2 separate regions of the Mus musculus genome follow, and region 1 is linked to region 2. The links are chromatin loops, found by intact Hi-C in ENCODE. Cell type or tissue: left cerebral cortex. All regions are shown on one strand.

What was found. A loop is a pair of places that touch in the nucleus more often than their neighbours do. Peaks named below come from ENCODE experiments on the same cell type or tissue, not always from the same donor. Only the 100,000 strongest peaks of a DNase experiment are listed, where the experiment ranks them.
Region 1: a loop joins it to region 2, with 2.4 times the contacts of the local background. A loop is called at or near these places in 14 of 42 quality-filtered maps.

The regions. Positions count from the first base shown.
Region 1 is chr5:25,595,178-25,603,177 of GRCm38, reverse strand. No RefSeq gene overlaps it. Among named protein-coding and RNA genes, the nearest start is that of Gm42235, 15 kb to the left of the region's middle. In left cerebral cortex, a CTCF peak has its summit at 846; DNase peaks (open chromatin) are centred at 850 and 3,602.
Region 2 is chr5:25,417,611-25,425,610 of GRCm38, reverse strand. All of the region lies in intron 2 of Kmt2c (lysine (K)-specific methyltransferase 2C), which reads left to right. Among named protein-coding and RNA genes, the nearest start is that of Kmt2c, 77 kb to the left of the region's middle. In left cerebral cortex, CTCF peaks have their summits at 3,758 (motif pointing right) and 4,816 (motif pointing left); DNase peaks (open chromatin) are centred at 2,813 and 4,832.

The DNA of each region.
Region 1 (8,000 bases), 180 kb before region 2:
TCTCTCTACAGGGACATACAAAAACTTTTTTTAAAAAAACACTGGAACAGTGTATCTATACTGAACATGAAAGGACTCCTCATAACACTTTGAAAAAAATGCAAGAGGGTTTCATGTTCAAAGCCTGCCTAGGCTACATGGTGACACCTTGTCTCAAAAGGGGAGTGTGTGTGTGTGTGTGTGTGTGTGTGTGTGTGTGTGTGTGTGTGCGTGCATGAGAGAGAGAGAGAGAGAGAGAGTTGCAGAGAGCTACAATTCAATTTCCACCACCCATGTCATAGCAGGATGTGACTCTCTGTAACTACAGTTCTTCAGGCACCAGGCACAAACATACCTGCAAGTATTCACACATATGCATAAATAAAACTAAAGCTTTGTTTCTGAGGCACACTATGTAGACCATGCTGTCCTCAAACTCACAGTAATCCATCTGTCTCTATTTCCAAAACACTTGAATTAAAGGTGTGCAGGGACCACTCCTGGCTCAAAATCTTTAAAAATATATATTAAAAGTTAATCTTTGTATTCTCATTATTATTGGAATTAATTTTTTTCACATGAAGCCAGGTGCCTAGTGTGCAGGTAACCAAGGGCCTTGTCCGAGGTCATTAGGAGCTTGATGCTACTGTCTGCTAGCTAAAGTATCAACAGCAGCAGGTGACAACACTGACTAGGGGTGACATTTAGCAGTTGATCCTGAAAGGATCAGCCACTTTCTCCCTTTATGAGTTGAAGAAGGGTTATGATGAGGTCTCATCAGGTAGCCCACACTTGCCTAAAATTCACAATTTATTGTATCAACCTCCAGCGTCACTTCTTTTCAGATAGTTGAGTGGCTGTTCGAATTTCTACCAGGAGGGGCAGTGGCTAGCTGATCTGGAGAAACCTGCACCATAATTCTATAAGGAATTTAGCTCCAGAGAGATGGACTGTGAACCCTGAGCTACACAGAAGGTCACAGTTGGGAGGTGGGGGGTGGGAGGGGGCAGTACAGTCTTGGAGCAGGAACAGGCCAGCTTGAGTCCTTGTAATAAGCACCTGAGGACTGACAAAGACCAGTCCTGAGCCACCCAAGCCCCCAGCTTCACAAGCTCTCTGGTCCTGAAGGCATAGCTGCTGTAGTACCACTGAGAGCGAATCGGAAGGGCTTCCTGGAGTGGAAGGTTGAAACTGAGGATTTCTACCATGGTATGTCACAGGAGAGTGACATGAAAAACCACAGCAAGCAAGTGTGGCAGCACATGCCTTTAATCCTAGAACTCAGGAGACGGGCAGGAGGAGCTCTGAGTTCAAGGCCAGCCTGCTCTACATAATGAGTTCCAGTAGAGTTAGATGTACATAGTGAGACCCTCTCTCAGGAACAAAGAGGACACACACACACACACACACACACACACAGAGAGAGAGAGAGAGAGAGGGAGAGAGAGAGAGAGAGAGAGAGAGAGAGAGAGAGAGAGAGAGCAAACAAGTATGTATACAAAGTGTGGTGTTTGTACCAGGGAAAGGCCTCAGGCCGAGAGGTGCCTGCCTCCTGCTTAAGGGGCTCTTTGACGTACAGCAAGCATTATGTCCTGGAACTCCTGATCCTCCTGCCTCTAGTCCTGAGAGCTGGGATTAGAGGTATGGGCCACCATGTCAGGATTATAGGGTGCTGGGGATTGAACCCAGGGACTTAAGCATTCTAGGAAAGGACTCTACTTCTGAGCTTCATCTCTAGCCCATGAGTCACTGCTCTCCTGCAGCTTAGTGTCAGCACCCTGGACAGCAAAGTAAACCTCCCAGAGGCCCACCTGCTAGGATAGCCTGGTGCCTACATATCAGTGCAACTGACATGATTGAAAATCTACATAGATACATGTTCCTTTAGCATCCAGCAGTAAAACTGTAAAACAGGAAATTTCAGTGAGGACATGACGCCATGGTTAAAAGAAAGGAAAGAGAGGGTTTGCTTTGCTAAAGTTCCAGTAAGGCAGTGAGACGGTTCAGCCAGGAAAACTGCTTGCAGCACAAGCCTGGTGACCCAGTCAGTCCCAGGAACACACATGAAGGTAGAAGGAGAGAAGAGACTCCACAAAAATGGCCTCCACCTTCGTCCTGCAAGGATAAATGAACAAACAAAGAAGCACAATGCCTATGGTAGTCTGCACCTTTAATCCCAGACAGTGAAACCCTGTCTCAAAAATAAATAACAAAGTAAGCTCTGATTAGAGCCCCAAGTGGCAGAGCACAACTGTAATCCCAACACTTGAGAGGCGAGGCAGGAGGATCCGGAGTTGGAAGTCTGTCTTCAGAAGCATGGTGAGTTAGTGGCCAGTCTGTGCTATGTGAAACTCTATAGCAAAAACAACAAAAGCAGTGTGGGGATGTAGGTCAGTTGGTATAATACTTACTTAGTATCATAGTAACACTATAAGCCATTAAGAAACTGTTTCCTTCTGGTTAAGAGAGTCAACTCTGTGTCCTGAATAGAGACCTGCATTCCAGTAAAGCAGGTCCTAGCTAAGAGACCACTCTGCGAAGGTAGGTTCACCTGAAGTGTGTTAAGCAGGAAAGCAGGATCATTATCCCTTTAATGAGATGATGTACTTTTCCTTCCCAGAATTCCTCCTGCCCCTGATGCAGTCTCTGTGAGCTGCCTGGGGTTCTGTTGGGTCCTCCCACTTTTTTGAATTCTTATGCTTTTGCTTTTCTTCTGCTTTGTCTTTCAAACGCTGACCAGAGTGTGTTTCTCTGCCTCCCTGGGCTTTCCTGATCTTTCTCACAAACTCCCCTCCTTGCCATGTGGTCGTTTGACCTCTATCTCTCACTTACATAGCATGACTCTCTCTCCCTCTTTTTCTTTCAAATTTTACGATATGAGGATGAATGTTTTGCCTGCATATATGGACGTGTGCTATATTCATGTCTGATGCCTGCAAAGTCCAGAAGCAGGATTAGACCCCTTGGGACTAGAGTCATAGATGGTTGTGGGCTTCCATGTGAGTGCTGGGAAACAAACTTGAGTCCTCTTTATTTAAGAGCAGCCAATGCTCTTAGCCTCTGAGCTATCTTTGTAGCCCTGTCTCTCTCTTTTAAACTCCTACCTAAGAATCTATAATAAAAATTTCGACAAACAAACAAATCTCACCATCCATGGGCTGTAATTGTCATTCTTCTGGAGTGAGAGAGGACCCTAAAGCCCAGGTCTGGTTCACAGAAGCTTTGGTGGCTAGTAATATTCCAGGACCCTGGCTCCTCAAGGAAGGCTTCACTCTCAAAGATACCCCAATATTCTGATGCCACTAGCTTGCAAGAGGACATGGGTTTCATCTCCAGCAGGGCATAAACTGGGCATGTCTACAATCCCAGCACTCAAGATGTTGAGGCAATAGGTCGTTCTTGGCCATGGAGTAAACTGGAAGTCAGCCTGGGCTACATAAGATTTTGACTCAACCAACCATTTTTTTTAAGTTTCTCTAACAGAGGCCACATGCAGCAGTTGAGGAAGAGCATGGTGGGCTCCTTCTGTTGCCACAGCCCACACACCTTGCATCCTGGCAGCCAAGCCCCTCAGACATCCAAACTGGCTAGATGAAGCCATTTTCATGGGGTTCCATAGCCTTGGCAGGCAGCCTTGGTTTTCTTACCAGAGTGCCAAAGACAGAGCATGCTGTCAGAGTGTGATTTTTTTTTAACTTCCAATGTAGAACTGGAGCTCTGAGCCCTGTATATAAATGTTATTTTTTCATAGCCTTAGATGCCAAATCTAAGAGAGAGAGAGAATGGCATATATACACATGAGTATGCTTGCGTGTAGGTATGCAAAATACCAAGTTATAAAATATAAGAACATTTCTGAAATTAAATAGTGATCCCTTAGAGTGATTTTTGTCTACATTTTTCTCTTTGTTTTTAAAATTCAGTTTATAGTTCTATTTCAATGTTAATATTCCTTTTAACAGCCCTAAGTCTAGATGTTCTTAAATATTTGCCTACCTGAACACTGCCACGAGCTCTCAGAAGCTATGGGCATCTGGATTTAGTATCTGTCACTAAGATGCTAATAGTGAGGACCTGCCTTCTCTTCTATGCTCTCATGGGAAGAGGGAAAATGATCTGGTTCAAACCCAAGCTTTCCCACTGAGTGTCTCTGTGTATCAGTGACGCCTAGAATCAGCTGCAGGTGATGAGATGCTCCAAATCAGCCTCCAATCACCCTTCCTAGAAAAGGGAGGCCAAGTCTGGTGGACCACCCAACACTCAGGATGCAGAGGCAGGTGGATTGCTGTGAGTTCCAGGCCAACCTGGCCTATGTAGAGAGTTCCAAGCTAGCCAAAAATATATAGTGGGACTGTGGCTTAACAGAGGGGGAGAGAGAGAGGGAGAGAGGGAGAGGGAGAGGGAGAGGGAGAGGGAGAGGGAGAGGGAGAGGGAGAGGGAGAGGGAGAGGGAGAGGGAGAGGGAGAGGGAGAGAGAGAGAGAGAGAGAGAGAGAGCCTGCACTCGACTGCCTACTGGGTAGTTTGGATTGAGCATAGGAAATGGCGCCATCCACATTCACCTGACAATCTCCACAGACATTCCCCCAAGCCAACCTGACTCCTTAGCAAGACGTCTTTCCGGGTGGCTCTGTGTGTGTCAAGTTGACATTGAGCACTAATCATCAGACATGGCAAGCACTCTATTGACTGAGCCATCTCCTAGACCTGCTGTTGCTGTGCTGTGGGGTCATGAAAAGGAATCACACTAGGTTGCCCTGGGTGTCTGTGAGCTCCTACCCTCGAATGACCCCCCCCCCTCCCTCTACTTGCCTTTCCTGGGGGCCCTACCAGATCACCTATGTGTTATCTCAATATTGTGGTATTTTTCTCTCTAGCTGATGGCACCGACAAACCCACCACAGAGACGAACTGCCTCAGGTGTGGAGGAAGGGCAGCCATATCCTGCCTGAGGAGACTCCAAAGGACCAAACTGTTCCCTAGTAACTCAGCTGTGTCACAGACTGGAGACCCAGGGAAGTGGAGAGAGAAAAGATCAAAAACACTTACTGTAAGCTCTGAGCACCAGGATGAGAAGCACCTGGAAAGAGCCCCGGTTCGGGTTTGTGCTATTGGTGTTAGAGATGTTTATCTACTTATTTGTATGTTATGTACATGGGGGTTGCCTGTGTACTATGCAAATGCAGTGCCAGCAGAGGCCAGAAGAAGGCGGTAGTTCCTCTGGGACTGGAGTTCCAGACAGTTGTGAGTTGCCAAGTGGATGCTAAGAACTGAAGTCCTCTGTGAGAGCAACGAATGTGATGAGCCATCCCTCCGGCTCTGAGTCGCATGTTTTTAATAGTTCCTTTTTGTTGTTTGCTTAGTTTTATTATTATGTTTGTTTGTTTATGTGTTTATTTGTGAGAGTGTGTATGTATATACACACACATGTGTGTGTGCATGGGACATACGTACATCACAGCACATATATGGAAGGCAGACAGCTTTTGGGACTTGATTCTCTCTTTCCATTGTGTGTGCCCCAGGGATTGAACTGCAGCTTTGTTATTGTTGTTGTTGTTGTTTTGTTGTTATCGTTTTGTTTTGTTACAGTACTAGGAATCAAACCTAGGTTGTCATGGATACTAGGCAAGAACTCTACCACAGAGCTACAGCTTCAGCCCTGGATTTTTATTTGTAATGTAGGAATATTCAGCACAAGAAGATAAATATTAGGGCTGGAGCGATGGCTCAGCGGTTAAGAGCACTGGCTGCTCTTCCAGAGGTCCTGAGTTCAAATCCCAGCAACCACATGGTGGCTCACAACCATCCATAATGGGATCTGATGCCTTTTTCTGGTGTGTCTGAAGACAGCATACTCACATTCATAAAATAAATAAATCTAATAAACAATTTTTTAAAAAGAGAAGATAAATATGTAGTATCTAACAACAAGTTACCAATGCTGGGTCAGGGAGTCCCAGCTTGGCAAGACATGAAGAAAGGAGGAACATTTGAGCCCAGAAGTTAAGGCCCAGTTGTGTTGGATGACGTTTTGCTGAAGCAGACACAGGTATAAGAATATTCTGCTAACCCAGCACTCGGGAGGCAGAGGCAGGCGGATTTCTGAGTTTGAGGCCAGCCTGGTCTACAGAGTGAGTTCCAGGACAGCCAGGGCTACACAGAGAAACCCTGTCTGGAAAAACCAAAAAAAAAAAAAAAAAAAAAAAAAGAATGTTCTGCTAAAACAAACATATGAAAGGACACGTGATGAAGGATCCTTCACTAACAACACACATGTTGACATTTCACTGTTGAGTTCCATTTGTCGGGACTCCACCGAGAGAAATACACCTAAAAACTTCTCTAGAGGTTCTTGCGGCTTCTTGCTCTGCTGAGACAGGCACACGTGCTGAGACAGGCACACGTGCTGAGGAAGACACATGATGTTTGGAAGGAGTACAAAAAGGACTCCACGGACGAAGGCTGGGGCTGGGCTTGCCTAGAGAGGTAACTGTTATGTTTCTCGGTTTGGTTTCTCGTCTTCACTGATCTTCGATTCTTCAAGAACTCCTGGTGTTCCTGTTGGTCCCTCCTGCTGACTTGTGCCGAGGCTGAGGCCCAGCTGTTCCTGCTAGGCTGTGTCACCACTGCAGACTGTCCTGACTCTACCAAACTGGACTACTGGTGTATCCGTGAAGTGTTTGCGGGTGGATCGAGCTGTCACTGCGAACCTGTGAACTGAACTGCCGATCTCCAGACAACACAGAGGGATTTGCTCCAAAGAACCTTTCCACTTCCCCTGTATCCTTTCTTTTCCACTACTGCTGGTAGCTGGTGGGCTAGAAGGGAGGTTTAAAGACCATAATTAAAAATAGGTTTTGAAAAAGTTAAAATTAAAACCCTGTCTCCAAAAACCAAAAGAAAAAAATTACACTTTATTCATTTTGCCTATGTGAATGGACATGTATAAACACTCAAGCAAGCATGTGTGTGGAAGCCAAACAACAATTTGGTGGTCCTTTCATTCCCAGTAATAAACTCAGGCTTGGCAACCGGAGCTTTTATGCACTGCGTCCTTGGCTGGCCCTCCACCTTAGGCTCTGAGGCAGGGTCTCTCACTGAGCCTCTACCTCATCCTTGGCACTGTGCTTTTTGACTATGAATTCCCCAGAATGCACCTGTGTGTGTCTTATAACGTTGGGGTTACCATGTGCACTGCCACACTCAGTACTTTTTTAAGATTTGTTTTATTTTTATTTTTGTGCATGTGTGTCTTCATTTTATTGCTGTGAAGAAACACCATGACCCAGACAACTCTTTTTTTTTTTTTAAGATTTATTTATTTATTATGTGTAAGTACACTGTAGCTGTCCTCAGACACTCCAGAAGAGGGAGTCAGATCTCGTTACTGATGGTTGTGAGCCACCATGTGGTTGCTGGGATTTGAACTCCTGACCTTCAGAAGAGCAGTCAGGTGCTCTTACCCACTGAGCCATCTCACCAGCCCCAGACAACTCTTATAAAGGCAAACATTTATTTGGGGCTGGCTTACAGTTTCAGAGGTTCAGTCCATTATCATCATGGTGAGAAACATGGCAGCATCCAGACAGACAATAGCGCTGGAGGACCTGAGAGTTAGGTATCTTCATCTGCAGGTAGCAGAAGAGGATTGTCCTTCATAGTTAGGCCAGGAAGAGGCTCTGATTCCACACTGGGCAGAGCTTCAGCATGGGTCATCTCAAAGCCCACACCCAGAGTGACACACATGATCTTCTGGGATCCTCCCAAGTGCTGGCATCACATCACAAGGCCACAGCTACTCCAATAAGGCCACATCTCCTAATAGTGCCACTTTCTATGGACAACCATTGAAACAAGAATCTATGGGGGCCAGACCTATTCAAACCACTACATTCTACTCCCTGACACCCATAGGCTTGTTCAAACATATGAGTCTATTTGCAGGGAGGGCATACCTAGCCATACCATTATACAAAATGCATTTAGTCCAACTTCAAAAGTCCCCATAGTCTATCACAGC
Region 2 (8,000 bases):
CCATGTGTATGAGTACCTTCAGAGGCTAGAAGAATGGGTTAGATTATCTGAAGCTAGAGTTATATACAGGTGACTGTGAGCCACCTGTTGTGCATGCTGGTAAATAAGGCACTGAGCATCTAACATGGCTATCATATATTATGATATGTTATGGTCTCACTCTCTCTTCCTCCCTTTCCCTCTCCATCCCTGCCCCCCCCCCCATGTTTTCTGTGGGAATGGTTTATTCCATAGCCCAGGCTGGCCTGGGACTTATTACATACCTGACACTGGCCTCAAACTCAAGGCAGTCTTTTTGCTTTAGCTTTCTTTGGCTTGAAATTGTTATGTACAGTGCATGTCTCGATGACTGTTCTGTCACTAAATAATCTTTCACTGTTAAATCATCCACCTATTGATAATTTCAAAGGTTTACCACATAGACCTACAGACAACATATTTTGTTTTAGAATTTTGGTTTTTGGTGTGGCCATATTTTAAACCAATTTGGATAAATATTAAGTAGCATAATTGTTGGATTATATGATTGGAATTGTTTAGTTTTGTAAATACCCCATGTAGTGTCAAGTGTCTGTACCATTTTGCCTTCTCATCAGCAGTATACTGTGGGTATAGGATATAGTTCTTCACTTATTTACTATTAATTTACATGTGTTTTTTCAAAGTAGGTTTGTTCTTAGCACTATATAGTTGGCTCATGTTCTTAATCCATTTGACAACTAGTACATTTATATTAAATATGATGAAAGTGATTCGTCTTTCAATAATTAATTTTATTTTTACACTTAATCTTAGACAAAAGGCCGAGAAGTGATTAATTTTATTTTTAATTATGTGTATGTGTGTCTGTGTCAGTATGTACACAAGACACCAGAGACATCAGATCCCTCTTTTGAGCTGGTGTTATGTTGGTGGTTGTGAGTCACCCAACATTGGTGCTGGTAGCTGAACTTTAGTCGTATGCAAAGATTCTTAAGTCTCTTAACCTTACTCAGCTATCTTTCTAGACCCATAGCAATTCTGGCTGTAACTGATGATGCTGTCCTTTGCCTTTTATGGTTTTGTTTGTTTGTTTATTTTTCTCCACTTTGGGAGGCAAGATCTCTCTTCTCTCAGCCTCCCAATTAGCAGTATTGCATGCTTTGCCATCTTTTACAGCTAGCTCTTTTAATTGAACATTTTATTTTCTCTTAGCATGTCATATAGCCCCCATTGCTGGTTTTCCTATAGACTGTGTATTAATACAAAACTGTGTGCATGTGTCTGTGTGTGCACACATGTGTAATCATGCACACCTATAAGTGTGCTTGTTTGCATATATGATGGCCATGACTACCTGAATGCTAAATAGGACCTGTGGATCCAAATTCCAGTCCTCATGTTTGCCTAATAAACACTTTGTCCACTGAGTCATCTTCCTAATCCCTTCCAAGTTCAGCTTAAACCTTCTATTGTGGTAAAGTTCTTTCCTGCTTTTGTATCAGTGTTGACAATTATTTCACTTGTGAAATACACACATGCAAATACATAATGCAATGAGCAAACCTCTAACTGTAGATTAATCAAGAGTTTTAAAAACATTTACTTACACATTTTGCATTTGAGATACTGTCCCTTTATGTAGTCCTAAATTGCTGAGTGTTCTAAAGATTTTTTGTTGTTGTTGTTGTTGTTGTTTTTTGAGACAGGGTTTCTCTGTGTAGCCCTGGCTGTCCTGGAACTCACTCTGTAGATCAGGCTGGCCTCGAACTCAGAAATCCACCTGCCTCTGCCTCCCAAGTGCTGGGATTAAGTGCGCCACCACTGCCCCGCTCAAGAAGTTTTTACAATTCTGCAAATTAGGCTAGACAGTGGCAACAGTCTTCTCAGTTTATATTTTCTTTCTCACAGCTCGTATTCTTCTTTTTTTTTTTAATTTCAATATTTGGAGGTTATTAAAAATAAAGATATGTTCTTTTCTACCCAGAATCTAGGACCTCTGATTAAGTCAGTCTTTAAAATTCATTACAAAGTAGGATGCTTTCCAGTAATGTACTGTATAGTGTGGTGAGGGAGGGCATGCTTGAACTCTGATGTATTTTATAAGAGGCATTTATAGTCAAATATGCTCTAATGTCTGTGAATTTGTTGAATACATTTGTAGACTTCATTCAGGTTTTATGGTTTAAGCCAGGAAGGCCCAGACTTGTTATATAGTCCAATCTAGCGTTGACTTCCTTAGTTTATGGGTATGTACCACCACACCTGGCGTAAGAATTTTTTTGCTTTTTAAGGAAATTATTTTGTAACTGGTTGAAGTAAAAGTGTTTTATTTCCTTTAACTTAGGTGTTTTCTCTTATTTGATAGTACTTAAAGAATGAGAGTAAAACTTGTATTTTCAGTATTTATTTTAGTTTTTATAGTACAAAAATGATTCCTCAGAAAGCAGTCCCAATAATCTTGTTAACAAAATTCGTGTTAGAGGGTGCCTGCAGTGAAAAAGTGTACAAACAAACCCAGGCTTTGAAGCTCAACTTTGAGACTTGATTCTTTGTCATATGGGAAGATATGTGTTTATAAGGGTGTGTACATATATATGTGGGGTTAGTGTGTGCTCTTGCACAGTAAAGTACACGTGGAAATCTAAAGTCAGTGCCAGTTATCTTCTTCAGCTGCTCTTCATTTCACTTTTTAAGGAATTCCTTAACAATTAATTAGTTTTAGTGCAGCTGAAGACAGTCATTTTTCTGTGTTGAGTGTCTATTCTCTCTAGGAGTCTACTTGTCACTTCCCTCCTGGTTCTGGATGTACAGATGGTGAACCCCTAGCTTTTTTTTGTGGGTACTCGCCATCTGAATCCATGCTGGCATGATGATCACATTGCTGACTGAGCCTCTTGATCCTTATTTTTAAAATGAATATCCTCTGGCAGAGACTGCTCCTTTTTTTAAAAGTGGGGAGTCAGAGATCTGCTAGTCAATTTTCATATCATTGGGCTTCTGCTCTTATTAAGCACACTATCTACTTCTTCCTTTAACCTCATTATACTATGCACATACTAAAATTTATCTTATTTAAATTTTTTTTTAAACAGTGTTTCCTTTATGTAGTGTTGGCTGTCCTGGAATTCACTACATAGGCCATACTGGCCTCAAACTGATAGAGATCCACCTGCCTCTGCCTCTAGAATACTGGGATTAAAGGCATATGCTATTATTGCCCATTATGATTATTTTATTTTTAATTATTATATGTGTTTGTGTTATCTGTGTTTGAGTATGTGGACATGAGTGTATTTGCCATCAGATGACAGAGGCACTGGATCTCCCAGAGTTGGAGTGACAGGTGGTTGGAAGCTTTTGCTTTAACCTCTGACCAATCTCTCCAGTCTCCATGCATGACCCCCTCCCCCCAGCACACTCCCCCCACCCCCATGGTTTTTCCTTTTTTTCTTTTAAAAGATAGGGCCGTAGGCTAGGCTCAAATTCACTCTCCCTCCTGAGTGCTGGGGCAATAAGCATGGCTGGTTTAGTATGGTGCTAAGGATTAAATACAATGCTTTCTGTATGCTAGGCAAATACTATATTAACCAAGCTACATTCCCAGCTTAAATAAGCATACTTCTGTCATGTCAGTTACTGTTCCTGCTACCATTTTCTCTTTCTGAAAGAGATTGATTGATTGATTGATTGATTTTAAAGATTTATTTATTAATTATATGTAAGTACACTGTAGCTGTCTTCAGACAACCCAGAAGAGGGCACCATATCTCACTATGGATGGTTGTGGGCCACCATGTGGTTGCTGGGATTTGAACTCAGGATCTTCAGAAGAGCAGTAAATGCTCTTAACCGCTGAGCCATCTCTCCAGCCCCCTGAGAGAGATTTATGAAGACTAGGTATCTACTTTATTTGTATACAGTATATTGTATGTAGTTATAATCTTGTTATAAATAGTTGGTATAAAGAAATGAAATATGGAGCTAAAGAGATGGCTCACAGTGGTTGAAAGCACTGGCTGCTCTTCTGGAGGTCCTGAGTTCAATTCTTAGCAACTGCATGGTGGCTCACAACCATCTTTAATGAGATCTGATGCCTCTTCTGTGTGTCTGAAGACAGCTACAGTGTATTCATAAACATAAAAATTAAATTATTTTTTAAAAAGAAATGAAGTGTTAACTTCTTAGCACAAAGAAGTCAGGAGTGTTCTTTCTGTTACACCCTAAACTATTTTTAGATAATTTGTGGTCGTACATCAAGAGCCACAGGTACAATTCATTGAGTAGCTGTTTAGTATACATGAGGAAGATAAGCTGTAGGTGAGATGAGCAAGACTATATAGACCATACTGCGTGAATGTGTACAGCCAGAATAGCAACTGTGTACTCATACTTAATAACAACTTCATGTTTACACTTGGATTCATGCATTATATTTTTTGATCTGAAGGATAGCTTTATTTTAGGAGGCATTATCTATTTGATTTTGAAAACAAACCAAAGTTCATTAACTTGTCATGGTCCTATGGTCCATGGCTGAGTTAAAGATGTCTGTCTGTTGTGGATGATTAGATTTTTAAGCCATTGTTGACTTAAACTTTCTCTTGTCTTAAACCTAATTCTTTAGGGTTCATCAAGAGTTGTGGTGGTGTTAAAGGGTTGAAATGATGTATAAGTACATGAAGTTAGAGGTCAGATTTAATTTTCTTTGTATCTCCTAAATGCCATATAACCAGTGATATTTCATGAAGTATAGATACTTAAGTTCTTTTAGAAGCTTCCTTATTGGGAATTAGGTTCTACTGTAGTCTAGTTACATGGCACATGTGCCACCTAGTGGCTAGAAAATTAATTAGGCGCTCCCTCCTCCCCTTTTGGCTATAGAGAATTTTGTGACTAAGTGGAACTGAGTATTTTTATTTAGGCTGGGTTTAAAGTTGGGAAGTGTCTGGCTTCATTTCTGTTGTTGGGATAATACCCCGACTAAGGACAACGTAGGGAAGAAGAGGATTTATTTGACTCACAATTCCAACTTACTGTCTGTTGTTTTAGGATAGTCAAGGCTAGAGCATGAGCTTTGTGTAGACATTGTATCCACAATCAGGAGCAAAGAAAGAGTGTATCCTTGTTTGCTTGCTCACAGCTTTCTTATTTTTTTAGAAATATATTTTTCATTAATGATTTGGCTTACTTGTATTTAAAGATCATTTATTTTTATTTTATGTGAATGCATAGTTTGTCTGCATGTAAGTCTATGTAGCACATACATGCCCCGTGTCCTCAAAAGTCGAAAAAACTCCCTGGAATGGGAGTTATATATTTTTTTAATTTTTTATTAGGTATTTTCCTCATTTACATTTCCAATGCTATCCCAAAAGTCCCCCATACCCACCCCCCCACTCCCCTACCCACCCACTCCCTCTTTTTGGCCCTGGCGTTCCCCTGTACTGGGGCATATAAAGTTTGCAAGTCCAATGAGCCTCTCTTTCCAGTGATGGCCGACTAGGCCATCTTTTGATACATATGCAGCTAGAGTCAAGAGCTCCGGGGAACTGGTTAGTTCATATTGTTGTTCCACCTATAGAGTTGCAGTTCACTTTAGCTCCTTGGGTACTTTCTCTAGCTCCTCCATTGGGGGCCCTGTGATCCATCCAATAGCTGACTGTGAGCATCCACTTCTGTGTTTGCTAGGCCCCAGCATGGGAGTTATAGGTGGTTGCGAGTTGCCATGTTTTGATGCGGTATGCTCTTAACCACCGAACCATCTCTCTAGCACCTCAGCTATTTTTCTTCTCTCTAGGGAATGGTACTTAATACAATGGACAGTTAAATAAGATAATCCCCTACCTATAAGGCCACAGGCCAACCTGGTCTAGATAATTCCTCATCAAGACTTTTTCCAGATGATTATAGGTTGTATCAAATTGATAATTAAAACTAACCGTTGTAGGAGGTGACTGTATCCATCCATGGGCAACAACTGTGTCCATAGGAGGTAATGATTGATATACACAGGGGGTTGATGTCCAGTGGTTTACTCTGTTGATGGCTACATTGGTTTACTTGTTTGCTTGCTGATTTTCACTGTGTAGCTCTGGCTGTCTTGGAACTCCTAATGCAGACCAAGCCGGCCTTCAGCTCAAAGAGATCATGTGCCTTTGCTTCCTAAGTGCTTTGATTAAAGTATGTGTGCCACCATACTTGGTCCCTGGTTTTTTATCTTGTCTTTTTGAGATAGAGTTTCACTATGTAGCTCTTGTTGTCCTGGAACTCAGTTTGTAGAGCAGACTGGCTTAAAGACATGCATCACTAACCTGGCACACCCACACATTGATTTTTGAGACAGGGTCAGTTTAAATCAGACAACCAATTGGCTATGAGCTCCAGGGATCTTCTTATTTCTGCTTCCCAAATGATGGGATTATAGGCTTTTGATGTGGATTCTTGAGATCTGACTTCAAGTTTTAATTCTTGTTTAGCAGGGCTTTACAGGCTGAGACATTGTTCATGTTCTCCCCCCCGCCCCCAGTTTCAGATATGAAAATTCTCCTTTCTGTTTCTTCAGTTTCAGACATGAAAATTGTTAGTTCTGTCTTTTACAAATTGGACTGCATGTAACTGAACATTTAAAACCCTATGAAAAGTAAAAAGTGGCCAATTAAATGAGCTAGTGTCTGGTTTATCCATTATACAAATGCTGGCTGGAATATTTCATAAGTTATCACTGATCTTCACAGTCATTTATCCAGTTGTGCTCTGAATGAGATCACAGGTTTAATCTTTAGTTGATATCATCCCAACTACCATGGCATGTTTCACTTCTTACTGCCAAACTGACAATTTTTGAAGAGTAGGACTAGGAGAAGAATACTGGTCACAGAGTGTGTGGCATCCTGCCTTGAGTGGGGCAGATAGTAAGATCTAACTCACTCTACACAGGAAGAGTGTAAGATAGAAACATTTAGGGGAACCTATTGTTATGGTTTGTGATTGGAGGTTTTGCTTTCTAGGAAGCAGTTAGAAAATTTCTTTTTATTGATTAAAAATAAAAAGTCAAACCAGAAAAATCTAATCAGGAATAAAACCCACGTTTAGCAGTCCTTCATTTTCTTTAGCAAGTCCATGTTAGGATCCTGGATAGAGCCATTGGCCTGGGAAAGAGGACACACAGAGCTAGCCTTGATTGCTAACATTGTTGATTAGAACTGGTTCTGAATCTATTATTATTATTATTATTATTATTATTATTATTATTATTTCTTCTTCTTCTTCTTCTCCTCCTCCTCCTCCTCCTCCTCCTCCTCCTCCTCCTCCCCCTCCCCCTCCCCCTCCCCCTCCCCCTCCCCCTCCCCCTCCCCCTCTTCTTTGGTTTTTTTGAGACAGGGTTTCTCTGTGTAGCCCTGGCTATCCTGGAACTCATTTTGTAGACCAGGCTGGCCTCGAACTCAAAAATCCACCTGCCTCTGCCTCCCAAGTGCTGGGATTAAAGGCGTGTGCCACCCCTGCCCAGCCTGAATCTATTTCTTAAAGATAAGCAAACCTACCCACAGGGTAAATTCTTTCATATTTGCAGCTTCTAAAGCATTGTCCTTGTGCCCATTTTATGTGTACACTCCTCTCAGCTTTACTTCTTCACACCCCGAAGAATATGTGCACTAAGTATATCCCACAGATTGAAGAATTATGTCATTGTTTAGTATTTTGCATATAATACAGATGCAGAGAGTTGCTAAAAGAATGGGATTCTTTTCTCTCTTATTGGGAAAACTGAGGAGAGCAGGCAACATAAAGTAACTTCTGACTTCTAGGTATCTCTCTAAAGTTCTGAGGTTAGTGTTGGCTTTCTAAGTCACTACTTAGGTTCTGGTCGCATCACATATTGATGGCAGCATAAAAAGGACTAGCTGCTTTCTTTTTAATATCTCATTGTTAATGTTTCATGATAAACCATTTAAAAAATTTTAAAGTTTTTTTTTGTTATATCAGTTCCCCATTCTTGATAATAATTTCTGTGTTAGAGT